Linked DNA regions of Homo sapiens: region 2 is linked to region 1. A link is a loop called in an ENCODE intact Hi-C map of the cell type or tissue named here. Cell type or tissue: gastrocnemius medialis. All regions are shown on one strand. Each heading gives the region's core, and the rest is flanking DNA. Links, peaks and the distances in the headings are about the cores only. Region 1 holds the start of RNF113A (ring finger protein 113A). Region 2 holds the start of UBE2A (ubiquitin conjugating enzyme E2 A).

Region 1 (11,184 bases), core at 1,467-9,466:
CAAAATTCACAGAAAAGGCTGGGTACGGTGGCTCACATCTGTAATCCCAGCACTTTGGGAGGCCAAGGCAGGCAGATCACTTGAGGCCAGGAGTTCCAGACCAGCCTGGCCAACACAGTGAAACCCCATCCCTACTAAAAATACAAAAAACTAGCTGGACGTGGTGGTGCATGCCTGTAATTCCAGCTACTTGGGAGGCTGAGGCAGGAGGATTGCTTGAACCTGGGAGGCAGAGGTAGCAGTGAGCCGAGATTGCGCTACTGCACTCCAGCCTGGGCGACAGAGTGAGACCCTGTCTCAAGACCAAAAAAAAGAAAGAAGAAAAAAAGATTCACAGACAAGTATTAAAAAACGTCATGTGGAGAGTAGTGCACAAACGTCATCTTTCTCTTGCCCTCTCAACTCTTTAAGACTGATTTATGCTCTTAATTCTGTCGCTTCTCTGTTCTACCTCCTAGAATTTAGTCATCAGCAGCATTCTTTCACCTTTTATCATCTGTGTTTTCTCCTGGACCTTTTCTCTCAGCTTATATAATAGATAACAATTCAAAGTATATCTTTTTCCATAACACTTTATTCTACTTTTGAATAACTTTTTTTATTTTTATTTTTTAGAGATGGGAGTCTTGCTATGTTGCCCATGCTGTTCTCAAACTCCTGAGCTCAAGTGATCCTCTAATCTTGGCCTCATGAAGTCCTGGGATTACAGGCATGAGCCACTGTGCCCAACCCTGAATAACTTTTTTAGTATAAATTATCAGAAATAGTTAAAAAAATGAACATTTTTTCTGGTTCTTTTGCTACTCATTGCCATATTTTTCTCTCTTTTTTTTTTTTTTTGAGACAGGGTCTCACTCCTGTCACCCAGGTTGGAGTGTAGTAGCGCAATCATGGCTCACTGCAGCCTTGATCTTCTGGGTTCAAGGGATTCTCCCACCTCAGCCTCCTGAGTAGCTGGGACTACAGGTGCACATCACCACACCCAGCTAAAATTTTTGCTTGTTTTTTGTAGAGACGGGGGTCTCCCTGTTGCCCAGGCTGGTCTCCAACTCCTGGCCTCAAGTGATCCTCCCATCTCAGCCTCTAAATGTGCTGAGATTACAGGCGTGAGCCACTGCGCCTTGCCTCCGTGACACTTTTCATTTATTTCCTTTTCGTCCGAAGCTTTGTGTAGGACATGACACTTTTCCAAATGCTTTCCTAGGCCAGGTATGGTGGCTTACGCCTGTAATCCCTGCATGTTGGGAAGCTGAGGCGGGAGGATTGCTTGAAGCCAGGAGTTTGAGATGGGCTTGGGCAACATAGGAGATCCTATTTGAAATTAAAAGAAACGAAACAGGCAGGGCACGGTGGCCTGTAATCTCAGCACTTTAGGAAGCCCAGGCGGGTGGATCACATGAGGTCAGGAGTTCGAGACCAGCTCAGGAGGCTGAGGCAGGAGAATTGCTTGAACCTGGGAGGTGGAGGTTACAGTGAGCTGAGATTATGCCACTGCATTCCAGCCTGGGTGGCACAGCGAGACTCTGTCTCAAAAACAAACAAACAGTCATTATTTAATGTCCAGCTCCATGAGGGCAGGGGCTGTGTCCATCTTGTTCACTGCTAATATCCCCCATGCCAAGCACAGTGCCTGATTTAGAGTAGCTACTCAAAGAATATCTTTAGGCCAGGCGCAGTGGCTCATGCATGTAATCCCAGCACTTTGGGAGGCCGAGGCGGGCGGATCACGAGGTCAGAAGTTCAAGACCAGCCTGACCAATATGGTGAAACCCTGTCTCTACTAAAAATACAGAAATTAGCTGGGTGTGGTGGTGCACGTCTGTAGTCCCAGCTACTCGGGAGGCTGAGGCAGGAGAATTGCTTGAACCTGGGAGGCGGAGGTTGCAATGAGCCAAGATCGCGCCACTGCACTCCAGCCTAGACAACAGAGCAAGACTCTGTCTCAAAAAAAAAAAAAAAGAATATCTTTAAATGGATTAATGAATGTGAATAAAAACCACTAACCCAGAATTTATTCTTGCATCTGTTTCGTGGGATTAGCCCAAATTCTAGCCATATCAATAAAAATTTACTAATCATTTGGCCTAACTGGCCTCCCGGCCTCGTGTTCCATCTCCCTTGTGAGCCATCCTATAGCCGCAACCACAGTAACACTAAAACAAACAAACAAACAAAAAAACCCAAGTCTGATTGTGTTCTCTTCCCAAACCTCTGCTATCTCCCCCGCTGCCTACAGAATACAGTCAACGCTCCTCAGCTTGGATTCAAGGCTTTGGCCCCAATCTCCCTTTTTAAACCTCTCTAGGCTTATTTATTAAGTGCTTATTATATGCCAAGCACTAGGCTAGTCACTGAGTTCATAAACCAGTTGGAGAGACAGGTACATTGACTAATTTTAATAAGGTGTGATCAGCACTATTACAGAGACTGTGAGAACACAGATAGTTTCAGGTAATGGATGATAAAATATTGTTTTTGACCTCTGCAGGTTCACGAGTTCTGTCTACAATAGTAATGTCCAATACAGTGGTCAGACACATTTCAAGTGCTCAATAGCCACCTGGGGCTAGTGTCTGTCACACTGGATAGCTGAGCACAGATACTTTTATCACCCATGGACGTGGGGGTTAACTATAGCTGCTTCCAAGACAGCAAGGGAGCCGGGCTCGGTGGCTCACACCTGTAATCCCAGCACTTTGGGAGGCCAAGGCAGGTGGATCACGAGGCCAGGCGATCGAGACCATCCTGGCTAGTATGGTGAAACCCCGTCTCTACTAAAAATACAAAAAAAAAAAAAAAAAATAGCCGGGTGTGGTGGCATGCGCCTGTAGTCTCAGCTACGCGGGAGGCTGAGGCAGGGGAATCGCTTGAACCGGGGAGGCGGAGGTTGCAGTGAGCTGAGATCGCGCCACTGCACTCTAGCCTGGGCAAGAGAGCGAGACTCCGTCTCAAAAACAAATAAATAAATAAATAACCAAGACAGCAAGGAACATTTCCCATATGTGAAGCCTGTGGTGCTAGCTACCAGTTCCCCAAACACAACCCCTCTCCCCAACACCTTGGCTCGGGTATATTTTGTAGTACAGGCTCCCAAGAGAAAGAATGCATGAAAGTACTTTGTAAACTATTAAGTGATACAGAAATGTGATATAATAAACAGGCTCAGAGGTCTTGCTTTCATCATGGCTTTGGTTACTTCGAGCAAATTATAGCTCTTTTCTCAAACTACTCCCACCCCTATAATTTATGCCAAAGTGTTCTGAAAAGAAACACAGGCAAAATGGTTATCCTAGGGCTAAAAATCCTGATTATACCTACCTTGAAGCTTTTAATCCAGGACCCTACTTCACCACCCGCCTGCTCTGTCACTTTCTCTACAAAGGAAGGACACGAAGTAAGACTTCCAAAAGAACAAAACGTTTATTTTTTAAATTTAAGAATTATGGGAAACCTAAGTAATGGGAATTGCATCCTCATCGGGGTCTTCTGGCAAGTCGGAAGCACCACCCTCTCCTGTAGCTCGATGCTTCTCTAGTTTAGCAATCAATTCTTTCGCTGGATTGAAGACGCCATTGGTCTGCTGGTCACAGACATAGCAGCGCGGGGTGGTGCGGAAATGCTGCAGTGCACAGCTCTCGCAGAAATAATGCCTGCACTTGGTGACAACTGGGTTTTGGAAGCTCTGGCGACAGATGAAACACTTGAATGGTATTTCCTCATCATCGCTTCCCACTTCATAGTTTTCATCCTCATAGACACCATAGCGACCCTCATCAAGCTCACGTTCGATCTGCCACCCATGCTTGTAATCTGAACGGTCATGGAGGAATTTGCAGCTGTCTCCGAAGCCGCAGAAGCCAGTCTCTTTGTAGTCCTTACAGATGTCGGGCTGGTAATCCCAGCGCACGGTGGCACGTAGATGCTCGGGCGCTCGGATGGGGCCCTTCCTCACCATCCCGGAAGAGGCATTGCCCATAGACGTATCCTTGGGCTTCATGTATTTCTGATAATTGTTGATTCCCCGATAGATCTTGTCATCCTCCTTGCCCCTCAGCTCCTCCTGGATCTTCTGGCTGCGCTCAAAGATGGCTTGTGCATCGCGCTCTTTCTCTGTGTCCAGCTCATAGACAGCTGTCGCTCCCATATCCTCTGGTCCCACGGGTTTCGCCGAACGGGTGGATTTATAAACCACGCCGAGACTCTCGGGCTCATTTTCCTCTTCCTCTTCGCTGCTCAAGTCGCCGTAAGCCGCCTTCTGTTTACCACTGTCACGGGTCTTCTGTATCATTGGATTGTGGGTCACCCGCTTCTTTTCCGGTCGAACCACAGTGCAGCCTTCGTCGCTACTGCTGCCGCTTTCTCCGGGCTCTGGGTCGCAGGCCGGGCGCTTTCTGCGTCCAGCAGCCCCTTTCCGCCCAGGCTTTTTGAAAAGGAAGGTGCACACCTGATCCACCGCCTTTCCTGGAGAAAGCTGCTCTGCCATTTTAGAGTCCTGAGCTCCGAAACAGCCGTGGCTGCCTGGGTTGCACTTGGCCCCTGCACGTCACTCCACGTTGCGCGCTCCGCCGGGAGTCGAAGCAAAAGACACTGACGGAAGAGGACTGCGAGAGCCCGAGCGCCCGTCTCTCTTGTGCCCTAGCAGATTCCGTCGCTTCTTCCGGAGCCGTACGTGGCACCGCCCCGCTCGCGGGCGGCCGCGGGGCTTGCTGGGAAGAGAGGCGAAGCCAGGTCACCTTTCAAGGACCCAGAAGTAGGGTTTTGGCCTAGGTAACGGGGCAGAGATGTGGTTCGAGATTCTCCCCGGACTCTCCGTCATGGGCGTGTGCTTGTTGATTCCAGGACTGGCTACTGCGTACATCCACAGGTTCACTAACGGGGGCAAGGTAAGCCGGCTTCGGCCCGGGGGCCGACTCCACGGGCTGATTTCCGAAAAGGGTGGTGGGCAGGGAGACCGTCAGCCTGCGAACCCTCTCTCCGAGGTCGGCCCTCTACTTGCTTCCGGTTGCCTAGAAGCCGAGGCTTGCGAAACGAAGCCCGATAGAAACTACATCCTGCTCTAGTGAAAAACAGCGTTTCTGGGTGTATCAGAGTGGGCCTTAGGGCAGAGTAGCGACGCGGGGGCCGGGAAGGTAGATTAGAAAAGGTGGCTCAAGCCTGAGAATCGCTCACTGCAACCTCCGCCTTCTGGGTTCAAGAGATTCTCCTGGTTGGGCGCGGTGGATCACGCCTGTAATCCCAGCACTTTGGGAGACCGAGGCGAGCGGATCACCTGAGGTCGGGAGTTCGATACCAGCCTGACCAACATGGAGAAACCCCGTCTCTCCTAAAAATACAAAATTAGCTGGGCGTGGTGGCGCATGCCTGTAATCCCAGCTACTCGGGAGGCTGAGGCAGGAGAATCACTTGAACCCAGGAGGCGGAGGTTGCGATGAGCCGAGATCGCGCCACTGCACTCCAGCCTGGGCAACAAGAGCGAAACTCCGTCTCAAAAAAAAATAAATAAAGAAAGAAATTTTCCTGCTTCAGCCTCCCGAGTAGCCGGGACCACGCCTGGCTTTTTTTTTTTTTTTGTAGAGGCGGGGTTTCATCATGTTGGCGAGGCTGGTCTCGAACTTCTGACCTCGGTTGATCCACCCGCCTTGATCTCCCAAAGTGCTGGGATTACAGGCGTGAGCCGCCGCGACCGGCCACCCTTGACTTTTTTATTCCCCACTTTCTCTTGCAAGCCTTTAGGAATTTACTGCGAGATCTTGTTTTTTTACATCAGGATTCATTTTCCCCTCTTCCTAGTCCTTCACATCATCTCAAGAGTACAGGATATAAATTTATTTACTTTTTGATTTTGTTATTGTTCTTCACGTGTGATCTACAGCTGTTGTTTCTTAGTGTCCCAAAAGACAACAACTAGATATTTCTTTTTTTTTTTTTTTAAAAAAAAAGGAAAAAAAATTCATGTTGGTTAAAATAGTGTAAAAAGTCACAGGTACCAACTTAATCCTAAAGTTTAGTGGTCTGATTTTATTTAGGAGATTCTGTTCTTTGTACTACTAATTTGCATTTTTATTTAAACGATGATTCCATTTCTCTGGAATGTCCCTTTTAAAAATTGTAGTATCTATCAATTGGGTCACTCACTTTTATAAACTGCAACAATAATTGTCTCTTATTTGAAGGAAAAAAGGGTTGCTCATTTTGGGTATCACTGGAGTCTGATGGAAAGAGATAGGCGCATCTCTGGAGTTGATCGTTACTATGTGTCAAAGGTAAGATGCCACTCTGATGCCAGCCTTTTGCCAGGGTTGAGGTGGGTTCTGGTAATGCCTTGCCAAGGGTCATACAGTGCTAATATATAACTAGCATTTTCTTATCTACTAGTGAGGTTGGCATCTTTTTACATATTTAATCTTTTATATTTCTTTTTTTTTTTTAGTTTTTCTTCTGTCATATATTTCTTATTCTGTGGATTGTTGCCTATATCCTTTGCCTGTTCCATTGTCTTTTTCTTTTTGAGCTATGGTTCTTTATATATTCTAGACTTTAATTTTTTTGTCTATTTTATATATGACATTTTTCCCAGTCTGCTGTTTGTCTTTTTTACTTTATGATGTTTTTCATCAGGTAGTTCTAAATTTTGATATTCAATGTATCATGTTTTGTTGTTCTGGATTCTAGGTTTTTATGTCTCCCGTACAAAGGCCTTTTCTATCTAAGATTATAAAAATACTTTCAAAAAATAAAATAGAGACAGTCTTGCTGTGTTGCCCAGGCTGGCCCTCAAACTCATAGGCTCAAGTGATCTTCTTGCCTCAGCCTTCGGAGGAGCTGGGACTGCAGGTGTGCCACTATACCTGGCTCATAAAAATACTTTTAAAAAATAATTTCTCCTAATATTGTTAGTTTCTTTAAAAAATTAGTTATTTGGTTACATCTACAGGTCATTTTGGAGTATAATGTGAAAGGAGGATTAACTTTACTTTTTTCCAACAGGTAGCTAGTTATCGCAATTACCCATTTATAGAAGAGTTTAGTAGTCCTAGCTACTCAGAAGGCTGAGGCAGGAGGACAGCTTGAGCCCAGGGGTTTGAGGCTCCAGTGAACTAGGATCGTACCACTGCACTCCAGCCCGGGCGAGAGAATGAGAGCCTGTCTCAAAAAAAAAAAAAAAAAAAACCACCAAGCACCCAATTTATTTTTATTTGTAATACCACTCTGGTAAACTAAATTTCCATGTACACATGGGCCTGTTTCACGGATGTGCTTTTCTATACTCTAGGTCTGCCTATTCCTGCAACAATACTTCATTTAAAGAATTACTATAATTTTATATTTTGATTCAATTATGACATTGCCATTTTTGTAGGTCAAAAACGACCAAGCAGTAGCATTTCATAAGGCTCAACTTAATAGTATATTTTTTGTTTTTCTGTCTTTTTTTTTGTTTTTTGAGACAAGGTCTCACGCTGTCACTCAGTCTGGAGTGCAGTGGTGCAATCTTGGCTCACTGCAACCCCCGCCTCCCGGGTTCAAGCGATTCTTGTGCCTCAGCCTCCTGAGTAGCTGGGATTACAGGCACCTGCCACCATGCCCAGCTAAATTTTTTTTTGTACTTTTTGGTAGAGATGGAGTTTCACCATGTTGGCCAGGCTGGTTTCCTAACTCCTGACCTCAAGTGATCCGCCCACCTCAACCTCCCAAAGTGTTAGGATTACAGGCGTGAGCCCCTACTCCTGGCCCTAATAGTATGTTTTTATATTTTGTAGGAGTAGTTCATTCTCATACTTCTTTTAAAAATGTTTACTTTTTAATATTTTCTCCTTCCTCATTTATTCCTCACAACAAACCTAAGTAAATAGTATTTCCATTTTATAGACAAGGGTCAGAGTGATTAAGTAATATTATAAGGACTCAACCTGGGTGATACACCTCTCAGTAGAGAGGTAGTTGAGAATCTAATCCAATGAACATGATAATAGATATCTACTTATCTGGAGCCATATTTCTCAAAGTATGGTCCAAGAATAACCATCAGAATCACCTAGCATGTGAGACAGAATTAGGATTTCTAAGAGATGGCTCCAAGGAAGATACAGTTTTAACTTCTCTTAAGGCAGTTCTTCCTGTAATAGTAAACCAAATACCTGGACTATGTTATTTAATACCTAGAAGAAGTGTCATCACTGATGAGTCTTTTTTTTTTTTTTTTTTTTTTTTTGAGACGGAGTCTTGCTCTGTCGCCTAGGCCGGAGTGCAGTGGAATGATCTTGGCTCACTGCAAGCTCCACCCACCAGGTTCAAGCAATTCTCCTGCCTCAGCCTCACGAGTAGCTGGGATTACAGGTGCGCTGTAATTTTTGTACTTTTAGTAGAGACAGGGTTTCACCATCTTGGCCAGGCTGATCTTGAACTCCTGACCTCATGATCCACCCACCTCGGCCTCCCAAAGTGCTGGGATTACAGGCGTGAGCCACCACGCCAGGTGTAATCTTTTAATTTATAGCTTCTGAAGTATTTGGTTGTCAACTTAGTAAGATCCAGTAGGTATTTTGAATAGATAGTGTAGTGCTTGTCAGAGAAGGGTTCGGGAGTTGGGGTCCCTGAATTCTGGCTCTGCTAATTCCTTATGGACTTAAGCAGGTGACTTTTAACCTCTCTGAGCCTCCATTTCCTCATTTGTAAAAAAAATGGAATGAGAATAATAGTATCTACCTCATGTTGGCTGTTATTTTTTAAAACAGATTTTACCTTCTTGTCCTCTGACTCACTGAGGTGCTTTGTAAAAGGATCCAGGTGGAGGCCAGGCATAGTGGCTCACACCTGTAATCCTAGCACTTTGGGAGGCCGAGGCAGGTGGATCCCCTGAGGTCGGGAGTTCTAGACCAGCTTGGCCAACATGGCGAAACCCCTTCTCTACTAAAAATACAAAAATCAGCTGGGCATGGTGGCACATGCCTTTAATCCTAGCTACTTGGGAGGCTGAGGAAGGAGAATTGCTTGAACCTGGGAGATGCAGGTTGCAGTGAGGCAAGATCGCATCACTGCACTCCAGCCTGCATGACGGGAGTGAGACTCCATCTCAAAAAAAAAAAAAAAGGATCCAGGTGGTAAAGAGTTGCTTGACTTTAGTTCTGATTGGGGGTCGGGGAAGGTTTGTTTCATATAAAGCAATATGCTGCTGTCAGAAAATGAAAACTAGAAATCATTACAGGTTATTCTTTAGTGATTATAAAATTTAATCCAATGTATTGTTGCAGTTAGAGAAATGTGGGATGTGGAAGCACTCTTTTTAATAACAATGCCATTTAATGACACTGGAAATAAAAGTACATGGCATATCTTTGATGGGAACAGACTTGTCACATTCTCCTTTTTAAACTGTTTTTCAGGGTTTGGAGAACATTGATTAAGGAAGCATTTTCCTGATTGATGAAAAAAATAACTCAGTTATGGCCATCTACCCCTGCTAGAAGGTTACAGTGTATTATGTAGCATGCAATGTGTTATGTAGTGCTTAATAAAAATAAAATGAAAAAAATGCATTTCTTTTTTTTAAATATGTTACACAAAATCAAGCAATCTACCCAATGTAGTCTTTATCACTTAAAAAAAACTAGAAGGCAACTGTGAGGCTTGTATAGACATAATGTACATCCATAATGTACATCAAGCACCTGTCTCTGTGCCTAGCAGCTAATACTTCATAAATTGTAGTTGCTACTATTGTAATAGACACTAGTATATTTTATTTAACTTTATTTATTTATTTTTTTAGACAGAGTCTTGCTCTGTTGCCCAGGCTGGAGTTCAGTGGCTCAATCTCGGCTCATTGCAACCTCCGACTCCCAAGTTCAAGTGATTCTCCTGCCTCAGCCTCCTGAGTAGCTGGGATTACAGGCACCTGCCACTGCACCTGGCTAATTTTTATATTTTTAATAGAGACGGGGTTTCACCATCTTGGTCAGGCTGGTCTTGAACTCCTGACCCCGTGATCCACCTGCCTCGGCCTCCCAAAGTGCTGGGATTACAGGTGTGAGCCACCGGGGCTGGCCAGTTTTTATATTTTTAGTAGAGACAGGGTTTCACCATGTTGGCCAGGCTGGTCTCGAATTCCTGACCTCAAGTGATCCACCCACCTTGGCATCCCAAAGTGCTGGGATTACAGGTGTGAGCCATTTTGCCCGGCTGATATTAGTAAATTTTACAAACATAGTTTCTTCAGAGATGACCAGGGGAATACAGAAAAAGTATTTTTTTTCTAGTTCCTTTTCTGAGTGGATCCTACAATGTTTAAAATTCCAGTTGGTTAGGTTTGAGCTGAGAGGGGTGTAAGAAGATAATTCCAGGCCGGGCGCAGTGGTGGTGTGAGACAGGAGAATGGTTTGAAACCGGGAGGTGGAGGTTGCCGTGAGCTGAGATTGTGCCACTGCACTCCAGCCTGGGTGACAGTGACAGAGTGAGACTCCGTCTCCAAAAAAAAAAAAAAAAAAAATTCCAGTTGGGATATGTTTAAAACGGATTGCACCTTCAACCTTCATACATTCTGTATAGTATCTAACAAATAGTATATGCTTAAGTTAATTTTTGTTTTAGTATACAGCAACAGCAATCATTCGGTTTATTAAAATGAGAGTGTACTGAGCACTTGAAATAGAGATGCATGTTCAACATTAAAGGTAACCAAAGATGAAGATCTGAAAAGATAAAACTAAAGATGGTGATAACTCCATGTGTATAAAGCAACACCACAGATGACACTTCCAGGTGAGAATACTAAGTTGCTTTTCATTGCTTATCCAGTTTAACATTTGATCTGGTTACCTTGAACATGCCTGCACTGTGTGATTGCCATTGATCTAATTTTATAGGGCGGGGCTTATAGAAGGAAGTGGTGTTTAAACTTACAGTGGTGGCTGGATTGTGCCATCCCTTGATCGGCAATGACCTTTTACTTTTTACTGTATAAGGAAAGCCTGGTCATGATTACAAACTTAATAGAACCTGTATTATCATTTAATGCTTCACAGGCCTTGTGTAATTGACTGTTAGGAGAACTATCGCCGGCCGGGCGGTGGCTCACACCTGTAATTCCAGCACTTTGGGAGGCGGGTGGATCACCTGACATCGGGAGTTCAAGACCTGACTGATCAACATAGAGAAACCCCGTCCCTACTAAAATTAACAAAACTA
Region 2 (11,184 bases), core at 1,505-9,504, 300 kb before region 1:
TCTCGATCTCCTGACCTCGTGATCCGCCCACCTCGGCCTCCCAAAGTGCTGGGATTACAGGCGTGATCCCCCACGCCCGGCCGAGATGGGGTTTTCCCATGTTGGCCAAGCTGGCCTGGAACTCCTGACCTCATGATTCACACACCTCAGCCTCCCAAAGTGCTGGGATTACAGGCATGAGCCAATGCGCCTGGCCTATTTTTTAGTTTTATTATGAATTTTGCCATAATAAGATATTCTACTTAAAATTTTAAATTTTACTAGCCATTGCTCTCCTCTGAGTTGGGAATATTGTGATGAATGCTTAGTCTGGTAACATTGATGTACATTATAATATTATTAAATCTTTTGACTTTTTTCAACCGTTTAAGAATATAGAAAGCCATTCTTAGTTTGTAGGCCATAGACAAATAATGGCAGGTTAGATTTGGCTGCAGTTTGCTGAGCCCTGGTCTGATGGATGTGGCTGGTTTGATTGAATTCCCATGTACAACATGGTAGACATGTGTATTAGTTTCATATTACTGCTGTAACAAGTTACCACAAACTTGGTGGCTTAAGACAACACAAATGTATTATCTTAGAGTTTTGGACATCAGAAGTCCAAAACCAATATCAGTGGTCTAAAGTCAAGGTGTCAGCAGGTCTGATTGCTTCTGGGGGCTTCAGGCTTCCATCTTTTGCCTCTTCCAACTCCTACTGCAGACATACTTTGGCTCCTTCCCTGGTGGCCACATCACTCCAATCTCTGCTTCAGTCATCACATGGCCTCCTCTTTGACTCCTACTTCATCCCTCGTATAAGGACTGGTTTGATTGCCTCAGGCCCACCCCTTTAATCCAGGATAATATCCCCATGTCAAGATTCTTAATTTAATCACATCTGCAAAGTCCCTTTTGCCATGTAAGGTAACATATTCACCAGTTACAGAGATAAGGAAATGGAGATCTGGCTGGGGGGGCGGAGGGGGCAGGGTTGTGCATTATTCAGCATACCACACCATGCCTTTGTTTTCTTTGATTCAGTAATTTAGCAGGTAGTGAAATCCTTTTTTTTTTTTGAGACGGAGTCTGGCTCTGTCACCCAGGCTGGAGTGTAGTGGCGTGATCTCGGCTCACTGCAGCCTCTGCCTCCCAGGTTCCAGCGATTCTCCTGCCTCAGCCTTCCAGGTAGCTGGGATTACAGGCACGCACCACCACGCTTAGCTAATTTTTTTGTATTTTTAGTAGAGACGGGGTTTCGCCATGCTGGCCAGGCTGGTCTCAAACTCCTGACTTCGGGTGATCCACCCGCCTCGGCCTCCCAAAGTGCTCGGATTACAGGCGTGAGCCACTGTGCCTGGCCTGAAATCCCATTTTCAAGGCCTTAATTTCCCCATTTCCCTCAGCTTTGATATTCCCCTCCCTCCATCCCAACCTCTTTGTCTCTCTCTCTTCCCCCCACCACTTATGTCCTAGAGGCTGAAGATGAACAACATACTACAAGTTGTCAAGAGCAAGAGCACACACTTTGCTAACTGTTACTTCCTAAAAGTAATTCTCTTGAAATATTTTCTGAGATTATTTGAGTCAAGAAAGACCTTTCGATTTTATTTTCTGTTGGTGCTTTGTTGCTGTTTGTACTAAATTTTATCAACAGAGGTGAAAACCGTAGGAAAGTAAAAGTCCTTTGCCTTCACTGGATAACAGAAATACAAACTTACAGCCTGATAAGGCAAGAAATGATCTTTAATTTCGTCTCTTCTCCTAACCCAAAATACTTCAGGAAAATAAAAATCTATTTTTCATGTTGAAATCTTCATGAATGAAATTTCACAATTTTTTTGGTTTTTTTGAGACAAGTCTTGCATTTTTGCCCAGACTGATCTCAAACTCCTCACTTCAAGCGATCCTCCCACCTCCACCTCCCAAAATGCTGGGATTACAGGCATGAGCCACTGTGCCCAGCCCACTTTTCTTTAAATTGAGGAGACTTATCCTTTCTGGACCCCTGCTCTTGGGTAGGGGTGGTGCTTGGCTGTGAAGAGGGTATTTCTTCAAGATGTCAAGGTGAAAAAAGGGTAGAAAGAATGCTTGGCCAAACTGTGCTAAAGTTAGTATGTTCTAGCCTGATAATCATCATGCTGGAAAACAATCTTCTGTATTGCTGCTTGCTATGACAACCCTGCTTCTGCTGAGGAATGTGGGGGCACGGTGTTCCTGCAATGCAGTTTCATTCCTTAGTCAGAGAATGCTACTCCCATGCAGGTGCCAGGGGGCTTCCAACCATTTGGGTCATGCTCCTGAGTTTTTTTGTTTGTTTGTTTGTGTTTTGTTTTCTGAGACGGAGTTTCGCTCTTGTTGCCCAGGCTGGAGTGCAATGGTGCGATCTCAGCTCCCTGTAACCTCCGCCTCCCGGGTTCAAGCAATTCTCCTGCTTCAGCCTCTGGAATAGCTGGGATTATAGGCATGCACCACCATGCCCGGTTAATTTTGTATTTTTAGTAGAGACGGGGTTTCTCCATGTTGGTCAGGCTGGTCTCAAACTCCTGACCTCAGGTGATCCACTTGGCCTCCCCAAGTGCTGGGATTGCAGGCTTGAGCCACTGAGCCCAGCCCTTAGTTTTCTTGAAAGGAAGAAAGTCCAAGAAAGGAAGAGAAAGGGGGTTTCAAAAAACAGACAAGCTCACAACAAACTTACATACATCTATATCCTTCAATAAATTTCAGACATGTATATCCAGTAGCAGGAGCTTCTCAGTCCCTTTCATACTTTTTAGTACGGTACATGCCGCTTCTTAATAGGGTATTTTCTTTTTCTTTCTCTTTTTTTTTTGTCTGGTCGTGTCGCCCAGGCTGGAGTGTAGTGGCATGACCTCCGCTCACTGCAACCTCCGCCTCCTGGGTTCCAGCGATTCTTCTGTCTCAGCCTCCCGAGTAGCTCGAACTACAGGTCCTCACCACCACGCCCAGCTAATTTTTTTGTATTTTTAGTAGAGATGGGGTTACCTCATGTTGGCCAGGTTAGTCTTGAACTCCTGACCTCAGGTGATCTACCTGCCTCGGCCTCCCAAGTGCTGGGATTATAGGCGTGAGCCACCATGCCTGGCCTCAAAAGGATATTTTCTTTTTTTTCTTTTTTTTCTTTTTTTTTTTTGAGATGGAGTCTTGCTCTGTCGCCCAGGCTGGAGTGCAGTGGCGCGATCTCTGCTCACTGCAAGCTCCACCTCCCGGGCTCACGCCATTCTCCTGCCTCAGCCTCCAGAGTAGCTGGGACTACAGGCGCCCACCACCACGCCCGGAGAATTTTTTGTATTTTTAGTGGAGACGGGGTTTCACCATGTTAGCCAGGATGGTCTTGATCTCCTGACCTCGTGATCCACCTGCCTTGGCCTCCCAAAGTGCTGGGATTACAGGTGTGAGACACCGCGCCCGGCCAGGATATTTTCAATACATCTCTCTCATGCTCAAACACCTATAAAAGCTGCCTAAATTCCCCATTCTCGCATTTGAGGGCATTTAATCAACTTCTGTCACCCTCACTTTTCCTAGCTGAGGTCTCATCATTCCCCAGCCAAGAACCTGTCCATTAGCCAAGCTCATCTGCCCACGGGTTTAGCTCCATGCCCTTGTCTGTGCCATTGCCCCCATATAAACTGCTTAAGTTCTTCTCTCTCAAGCTCCGCTTTCATCTCTGTTGAAACAAAATTGAAATACACCCATTTCAGGAAGCTTGTCCTGATCCCACCAGAATGACGATTCCTCTGCTGTGCAATCTCTCAGCATCTGTGGTTTCACACACTTCTACAAGTTGAGGATCTCAAATCTGAAAATCTAAAATCCGAAATGCTCCAAAACCTGAAACTTTTATAATGCAAATAATTCCAAAATCTGAAAAAAAAAAAAAAAAAAAAAGGAAATCTGAAACCGTTCTGGTTCTGCTGTTGCTGTCGTAGGCAGACTTCTAAGATGCTACCCTCCCCTGAGATTCTTGGTCCTTGGTATATACACACACTTTCTCCCAGTTATTAAATGAAATACTAATCTAGGTTCTGCAGTGAAAAAATTTAGCAGACATAATAAAGGTCCCAACTTAGATGTTTTTAACATAGGGAAATTATCCATGGGGTGGGCCTGACATAATCTGATAAGCCTTTAAAGTAGACTGTGCTCTTCCTGAAAACAAGATTCAAAGAGTGAGAGGGATGTGGTGGGAGAGAAATTCTCTGTTGATGACTTTGAAGATGGAGTAGGCCACTTGGCAAGGAATGCAGGCGGCCTCTAGGAGCTGAGAGTAGTTCCCAGGTGGCAGCTAGTAAGGAAATAGGGACCAAAGTCCTACAACTGCAATGAACTGGGCTTGGCCAACAACTTGTAATTTGTTAAGCAGTGATGAAAACGAATATACTTGCTTTTGTAGATCTTGCTTTTGTTGATTTCATATGTGTGTATGTGTGTGTTAGTAGACTGCAAGTTCTTAGATGAGAGGAAAAAAAGTTTTTTTTTTTTAATTTTTGTACCCCCTTCCTACTACAGCCATAATGTGATGCTATTAGGGAGACTTGCCTTAACTGATATGTTGGAGTTAATGGGAGATAGAAATCCTTGACCATGAAAGTACCTGTTGTTAAGCAGCAGCTAGAATCACTACCATTGTCAAGTGCCTCCTGCTTCTCATGTTAGAAACAAATTCCTGCACATCTGATATCTTCTGGACATCTTCACGGGGATGTCTCACCAGTCCCATGAACTCAGTAAGTCCCACCCAAAATTTCCTTTTCCAAACTTGTCCCTCTCTCTCTATTCTGTAATTCTGTTAATGGCACCTTCAAAACCCCAGTTATCTCGGGGCTTAGAGTTTCAGCCACTGTTGACTCCTTCCTCTCTCTTGCCCCATATTCAGCCTGTTGCCAAGTCCTCCCCATTCATTCATATCCTCGCCTTTATTGTCACTGCCTGCTTCAGTATCTCGCACCTAGATACTGCAAGAGTCTCCTGCCTGCTCTCTTGAGACCAATCTCTGATAAGGACAGCTCTAATGATGTCACTTCCCTGCTCAATGGACTTCCAAGGAATCCATTAGCTTGGCATTCAAAACTCTTGATGACTTAACCCAAATCTACCTTTCTCCTATTTTCAATAATTTTTAAATGTGTATTATGCCTATCTTCTAAGTTATTTTGGGTTGACCTTTAAAAATTATCCTTTAAAACTGTTATTGCTTTTGCAGGTCCACGGACTGTGACTCTTCCTGCAACCTGCAGCTTTTCCACGTTCCTTTTACTTCAGACCCACTGTCCTTGCAACTCCCTGCAGTCGGATAGTCTCATATCTTGGACTCTTCTGAACATAAATAGCCGCTTGGCTTGTTGAACTACCAAGGGGAAATGTGGTTCCAGAGCCAAATTGTGAGTGCCCAAAACAAAACAGAACAAAACAAAACCCTACTCCGCCTGCCTTAAGCTCCCATTCCCTCCCACAGGACATACAACACTATTTCATTCTGCCCTGGGGTGATCATTGGCCTAAACGTTGAGCGCCCAATCCTGCATTCAATCCCACAGCCCCGCCCCGCCCCCCCGTCATAGTCAAGGCCGATTTATTCTTTTGATTTTCCGTGATTTTAACCAATCACTCCTCTCCCCACCCCTCCGACCCCAGTCTCCGGTGTCCGAAGGGGTTGTGCACCCTAGAGTTGCCGCTTTTTGAGAACCGGTTTTACCTCCGCCCACTCCTTCGTCCTCTAGTTTGGGACTTCCAAACTTCTCCCCTCTCCTCCCCGGGCATAGTGCGCGCTTTCATGAATGATCTGGTCACAAAACAAACAAAAACGAATAGAAAAAGAAAAAAAGAGAAAAAGAAAAAAAGCCGAAAACTTCCCAGGGTTTGCCTTAGAATTAGCAGGTGGGGATGGACCCCGTTCCACCACGAGCTCCTCCAGCGCCCGGGGCTCCGGCGTACCCTACGCCTCTGCGCTCGCGGCCCCGCCCCGGGCCTCCCGTGGGGCTTTAATGACATAAGCAACTTTCCTCGCGCACCCCCCGCCCCGTCTTGGTACGGCCTGTCCGGCGCTCGACGTTCCACCCCCCTCTCTCTGCTCTCAGGTTGGTTCAGCCCCCGTCTACACTGGGGTGGTGCTTAGCCGGCGCCAGACCGACCCTCGACTTCGGAGAGGCAGCGCGGTTCCTCTGGGTGCTTCCGCCTCCCCTTCTCCTGCTTCTCCAGCCTCTTCGGCCTCCTCGCCCGCCGCGGGAACCCGAGACCCCAGTGTATGCCCCACCCCTGACCCCGCTCGCGACATGTCCACCCCGGCTCGGCGGCGCCTCATGCGGGACTTCAAGAGGTAAACCGAGGGGACGGCCGAGGCCGGGGGTTGCGAGCTGGGGCACAGGGCGGGTCCCGAGGCGCGCCGGGCGGGGAGGGCTGGGGAGCGGCCGGGAGCGGGCGCCAGTGCCGGCCTAGGGGGACCCCTGTCTGTCTTCCCGAAGGTTGCAGGAGGATCCTCCAGCCGGAGTCAGCGGGGCTCCGTCCGAGAACAACATAATGGTGTGGAACGCGGTCATTTTCGGGTGAGTCTGCGTTCGTGGCGGTGGCGAGAAAACTGGGGACGCGAGCAGCTTCGGTCTGCGCTCCGGGGCGGGCCCCCCGCGGAGGCCGAGCGGGTAGGGGAAAATGTTTGGGTCTGGCTGGGCCTAGGCGCCTCCCCGGAGCCTGTGCCTCGATTAGCTCAGTTCCCGCTGCCAGGGGGAACCGCTTGGGGTTCTAGGGGGGCGGGGCGGGGAGTGGTGGCGGTTAGGCGCGGCGGCTTGCCCTGTGTCTCTGAGCCCGGGACATCCATTTGTAGTGGCTTCCGACCCCGGTAGCGGTGCTGGAGATGGCAGAGCTCGGGATAGCCATCTCAGATGAAGCAGGGAGAAGGGGGCCCCTTAAGTGGGAACTGACCATTTTTCTCTGTGTTGCAGGCCTGAAGGGACCCCGTTTGAGGATGGTAAGAGAGAGTTTCTTTACCCACTTTTCAGGAGCCTGGTCATCTGGGGAAAGGGTTCCCAGTCATCCTGGAAGTGTCTCCTGCTTAGGAACCTGCCTCTGCCTAGCCTCTGTCTGCTAAAGGCTTGAGTGGAATGCAGTGTGTGGCTGGTGGTTCTGGATATTGTATGCTTGACTAGAACTGCACCTTTCTTCTTGCTTTCTTAAAAAAAAAATCTGTGTAAGGCAGTCACTTTTTAAAAGGAGCAATCATAGCACTGGTATTAAGGATTTTTGAGGCTTGGGCTGTAATTCTGCTAAATTCAGCCCTCCATCACTGAATTAGTATAAACCCAACCAGTTGCTGATAGGCAGCAGAGACCCCAGAGACCATCTGGTTCAGAATTCTACCCCAAGGGCAGGAGTTGTGTTCAGCAGGTGCTTGGTAGATGTGTGTTGGATGTTGAGTGGATGCGAGAATCCCTTGCGTACAACTGTCTGGTTTCTACAATCTGACATTGAATGCCTGTCAGCCTCACTGCTCTAAGATGGTCTTAAATGCCTCATTTGAGTACAGTATTCTTTCTTATTTTTAAGTGAATTTGCAGTGTGTGCTTTCATCAAGACGTTATGATGAGTAATTTCAAAGCAGCTTCACAATTGAAGTTAGCCTTAATGTACCCTTTTGATCAGTGTCCTGCCTACCTGAAAGTACTACATGTACCAGTAGGTACATAATTTTTAATTGATTTAGGTTTAACTTTTAAAAACACGTGTAAATTGCTTTTTAAAAACTTTCTGATTTTAGATAATTATAGATTCATATGCAGTTGCAAGAAATAATAGAGACACCCTTTATACCCTTAACCCAGTCCTCTACCCAAACCCTCCCATTTGGTAACATCTTGAATGACTAGACCCTATCACAACCGGAAAAATGACACTGATAGTTCTACACTCAGTTGTGTGTGTGTGTGGTTGTTTTTTGAAAGTTTAATACATTTAAAGGATGATTAAAGTATTTGAACTCATGAAATTCTTTAATATTTGAGGTTTTAAAAAAAAGGAAAAGGATCTTTCTGTTATTTTTTTCCTCAATGATTTCCTTCGGTCACATAGCATTTATACACACACACACACACACACACACTTCAGTTTGAAGGTGGGAACAAAAACATTTCTGCAAACTACTTAATACATACTTATGTTGCTGAGCCGGATTGCTTTTTGATGCTACCAGTCCACAAAATGTTGTGAGGTAAGTCAATTTCAACTAAGTCTGTAATTCATCTCAAGTACTTAGATTTCCCCAGGAAACTGTGGACAGTCACCTGAATATTTTTAGCTTCCTCTTTACCTTTACCCCCTGGGTAAATATCATTACTCTTCAGGGCTGCAAAGAAAAGAAATGACAGCAGGAAACAGTGATTGTAAGGGCATACTACTTTGGCGCAGTTAATCATTTGAACTGATTTGTAGCAAAAAACTATAGCTAGACTTAATTTTCTTCTACCAGATTGGCACTAGTTTTTTTGTTTGTTTGTTTTTTGTTTTTGTTTTTTTGAGACGGAGTTGCGCCCTGTCACCCAGGCTGGAGTGCGATGGTGTGATCTCGGCTCACTGCAACCTCCGCCTCCCAGGTTCAAGCGATTCTCCTGCCTCAGCCTCCTGAGTAGCTGGGATTACAGGTGTGCGACACCGCGCCCGGCTAATTTTTTGTATCTTTAGTAGAGACGGGGTTTCACCATGTTGGCCAGGCTGGTCTCAAACTCCTGACCTTGGGATCCACCCGCCTTGGCCTCCCAAAGTGCTGGGACTACAGGCTTGAGCCACCGCACCCGGCGAGCACTAGTTCTTTATACCTGAGCTTTAAATGTACAGATTAACTGTGTTTGCTTTAGCTCTAGTAGGCCTTGTTTTCATTGGCTTCTTTTTTCCTCGTTTTACTCTGTTTTATGCTGGGCACAGCTTTATTAATAGTACATCACTTTGCTGGGGATTGGCTACCTAAATATTTCAAGGGTGCTTCTCTTAAGTGGTATGAATTGAAAAGGTACTTACAGAGTCCATTATCTACCAGGACTGTCACCTTTGACATTACTGGTTCTATTTTTGATGATGTGTATCTCCATCCTAGCATTACTGAAAGGAATTACTCAGGCTGATTTGTTCTGTTGAACAGTCTGCTACCGATGGATGCTTCCTCAGGTGTCTGGAACACTGTGGCCTGTGGTTCCCCCACAAAAAAAATTTTAGCTTTTTTTTTTTTTTTTTTTTTTGAGATGGAGTTTTGCTCTTGTCACCCAGGCTGGAGTGCAGTGGCACGAGCTCAGCTCACTGCAGCCTCTGCCTCCCAGGTTCAAGCAATTCTTCTGCCTCAGCCTCCCAAGTAGCTGGGATTGCAGGCACCTACCACCATGCCCAGCTAATTTTTGTATTTTTTAGTAAAGAGGGGGTTTCACTATGTTGGGCAGGCTGGTCTCGAACTCCTGACCTGAGGTGATCCGCCCACCTCGGCCTCCCAAAGTGCTATGATTACAGGCATGAGCAGCCGTGCCCAGCCTTAACCATTTTTTGAATACCCTTTATTTATAGTTGGGGAATTTACAGTTAGAGAAAAGACTGATTAGGGATAAGTGGCATAGTTGATTTTGCTGTTTCCAATGTATTATGTTATTAATTAAGAACCCCAAAACTACTTTTGCTTCTTTGTTGTAAACCGTTCGTTATGGAAGTTTCTGGAACAACCAGGTCCTAGTTAGAGTGATGAAATCTTAAGACAAGCAACACTTAAGGGTATTTTGGTTTAACTTCACACACTCGAAGTAAGAGGAATATATTCTCAAGAGCTTACACTACCAAAACATTGGGGAGAAATGCTTCCTCATCAGAATATCTTGGTATACATGCTAAATACAAAGGTTATGGAATATAATCTTCATCACATAATCTAAAAATTGTTAATAGACATGGTAAGGTACTGGTATTTGCTTTTCATAATAGATGTGTTCTTTAGAATTGGGGTATAAATCGTTTTTATTTTTTTTTAATTTTTGGAAATGTTTCTGAGTCATAAAATCTTTTTCAAAATGAATCTCTAAAGTCCACTAAGAGTGTTTTAAATATAAATAAATCCTATGATGAAGAGTTTTGGATATTACTTGAAAAATCGATTTTCAGTCATCAAAAATAATTTTGAAGTTATATGTATTTTGCTTTCTTCTCAGGGGTCACAAACTGGTGGCCAAATGGCAGAAAACACCTGCAGGTGTGTTTTCTTTGGCCAACACAGTATTTTCCAAAACTTGACTTTGTGAGTGTCTTTAGGCAGAACATATACCCCCTCTAGTTCAACCATATCACTCCTTATTGCCATACACCAGTCACTTAACACGTTTATGTAATTTTGGTGGTCTCCCTGTATAGATGGATTAATTGATACTTTCCTTACGATGTCTTAGCCTCCTCGGGAAGATGAACAAAATTAGTATACATTATGTACAACAATGGTGAGGCTTAAATTTTCAGTTATTTTAAAGCCTAGCCTTCTAAATATTCAGAGGGTAAGCTGTAGTCTCAAGACTGCATAATACTAATTCTGGGATTTTAAATTCCCTTAACATTTGTTTTAGAGCTTAGAAATTACATTGAAGGTTATACTAAACAGGTTCTGATTAGTGTGACTAAAAGTGTGAAGTTTTTACCCTCTTTTTAATGTGTACCTTGAATAAGATTTGGGTTGTCTTAATTTATATTCAAGTAGACATAAATAGGTTGCTTCACTTCTCAAGATATTAAGTGAACTGTTTTAAAAGACTTGCGATTAACTTCTTTGGTAGCTAGGTAATCACTTAGTTGAACTTCTGGGCAAGTGTATGCAGAAAGCTCAAGTCAAGGAACTTGTGAGCCACCAATATAGGTACTCAACTTGCTTTGAACTGTGAGTGTTTGATGTAGACCTAAAAGTACTGTTTAATATCTGAATGCCTTAATTGTATATTTCTTACTGATAGTTCTGATTTTTGGGTTTTGCCTCCTTCAGCTGAGTCTAGAGATGTGAAACTTTAGAATTATTATAGCAAAAATAGTTGCTCATGGTTTTGGAGCACTTAACTTTGTGGAACTATGCATATTCCTCTCATTTAAACCTCACAACAATGCTATATGGTGGGTACTATGATTAATCTCATTTTACAAATGAGGAACTTAAGGTTTAGTCAAGGAGAACACCTTCCCCAAA

What was found. Peaks named below come from ENCODE experiments on the same cell type or tissue, not always from the same donor. Only the 100,000 strongest peaks of a DNase experiment are listed, where the experiment ranks them.
Region 2: a loop joins it to region 1, with 3 times the contacts of the local background. A loop is called at or near these places in 7 of 110 quality-filtered maps.

The regions. Positions count from the first base shown.
Region 1 is chrX:119,867,131-119,878,314 of GRCh38, forward strand. It overlaps RNF113A (ring finger protein 113A), which reads right to left and starts at 4,603. Exons shown (of 1, transcript NM_006978.3): 1 at 3,345-4,603. The coding sequence starts at 4,483. The coding sequence ends at 3,452. NDUFA1 (NADH:ubiquinone oxidoreductase subunit A1) reads left to right here and starts at 4,702. Exons shown (of 3, transcript NM_004541.4): 1 at 4,702-4,883; 2 at 6,174-6,263; 3 at 9,384-9,532. The coding sequence starts at 4,782. The coding sequence ends at 9,404. RefSeq lists an enhancer at 4,316-5,025. In gastrocnemius medialis, for the core only: no CTCF peak of the experiment used is centred there; a DNase peak (open chromatin) is centred at 4,651; H3K4me3 peaks cover 4,220 bases; H3K27ac peaks cover 3,190 bases.
Region 2 is chrX:119,568,435-119,579,618 of GRCh38, forward strand. UBE2A (ubiquitin conjugating enzyme E2 A) reads left to right here and starts at 6,129. Exons shown (of 6, transcript NM_003336.4): 1 at 6,129-6,321; 2 at 6,467-6,547; 3 at 6,941-6,966. The coding sequence starts at 6,278. It overlaps LOC124905208 (a long non-coding RNA gene), which reads right to left and starts at 6,061. Exons shown (of 2, transcript XR_007068307.1): 1 at 5,701-6,061; 2 at 1,555-3,869. RefSeq lists enhancers at 5,901-6,401, 6,402-6,902 and a silencer at 6,360-6,529. In gastrocnemius medialis, for the core only: a CTCF peak has its summit at 6,497; DNase peaks (open chromatin) are centred at 6,037, 6,437 and 6,607; H3K4me3 peaks cover 2,685 bases; H3K27ac peaks cover 2,640 bases.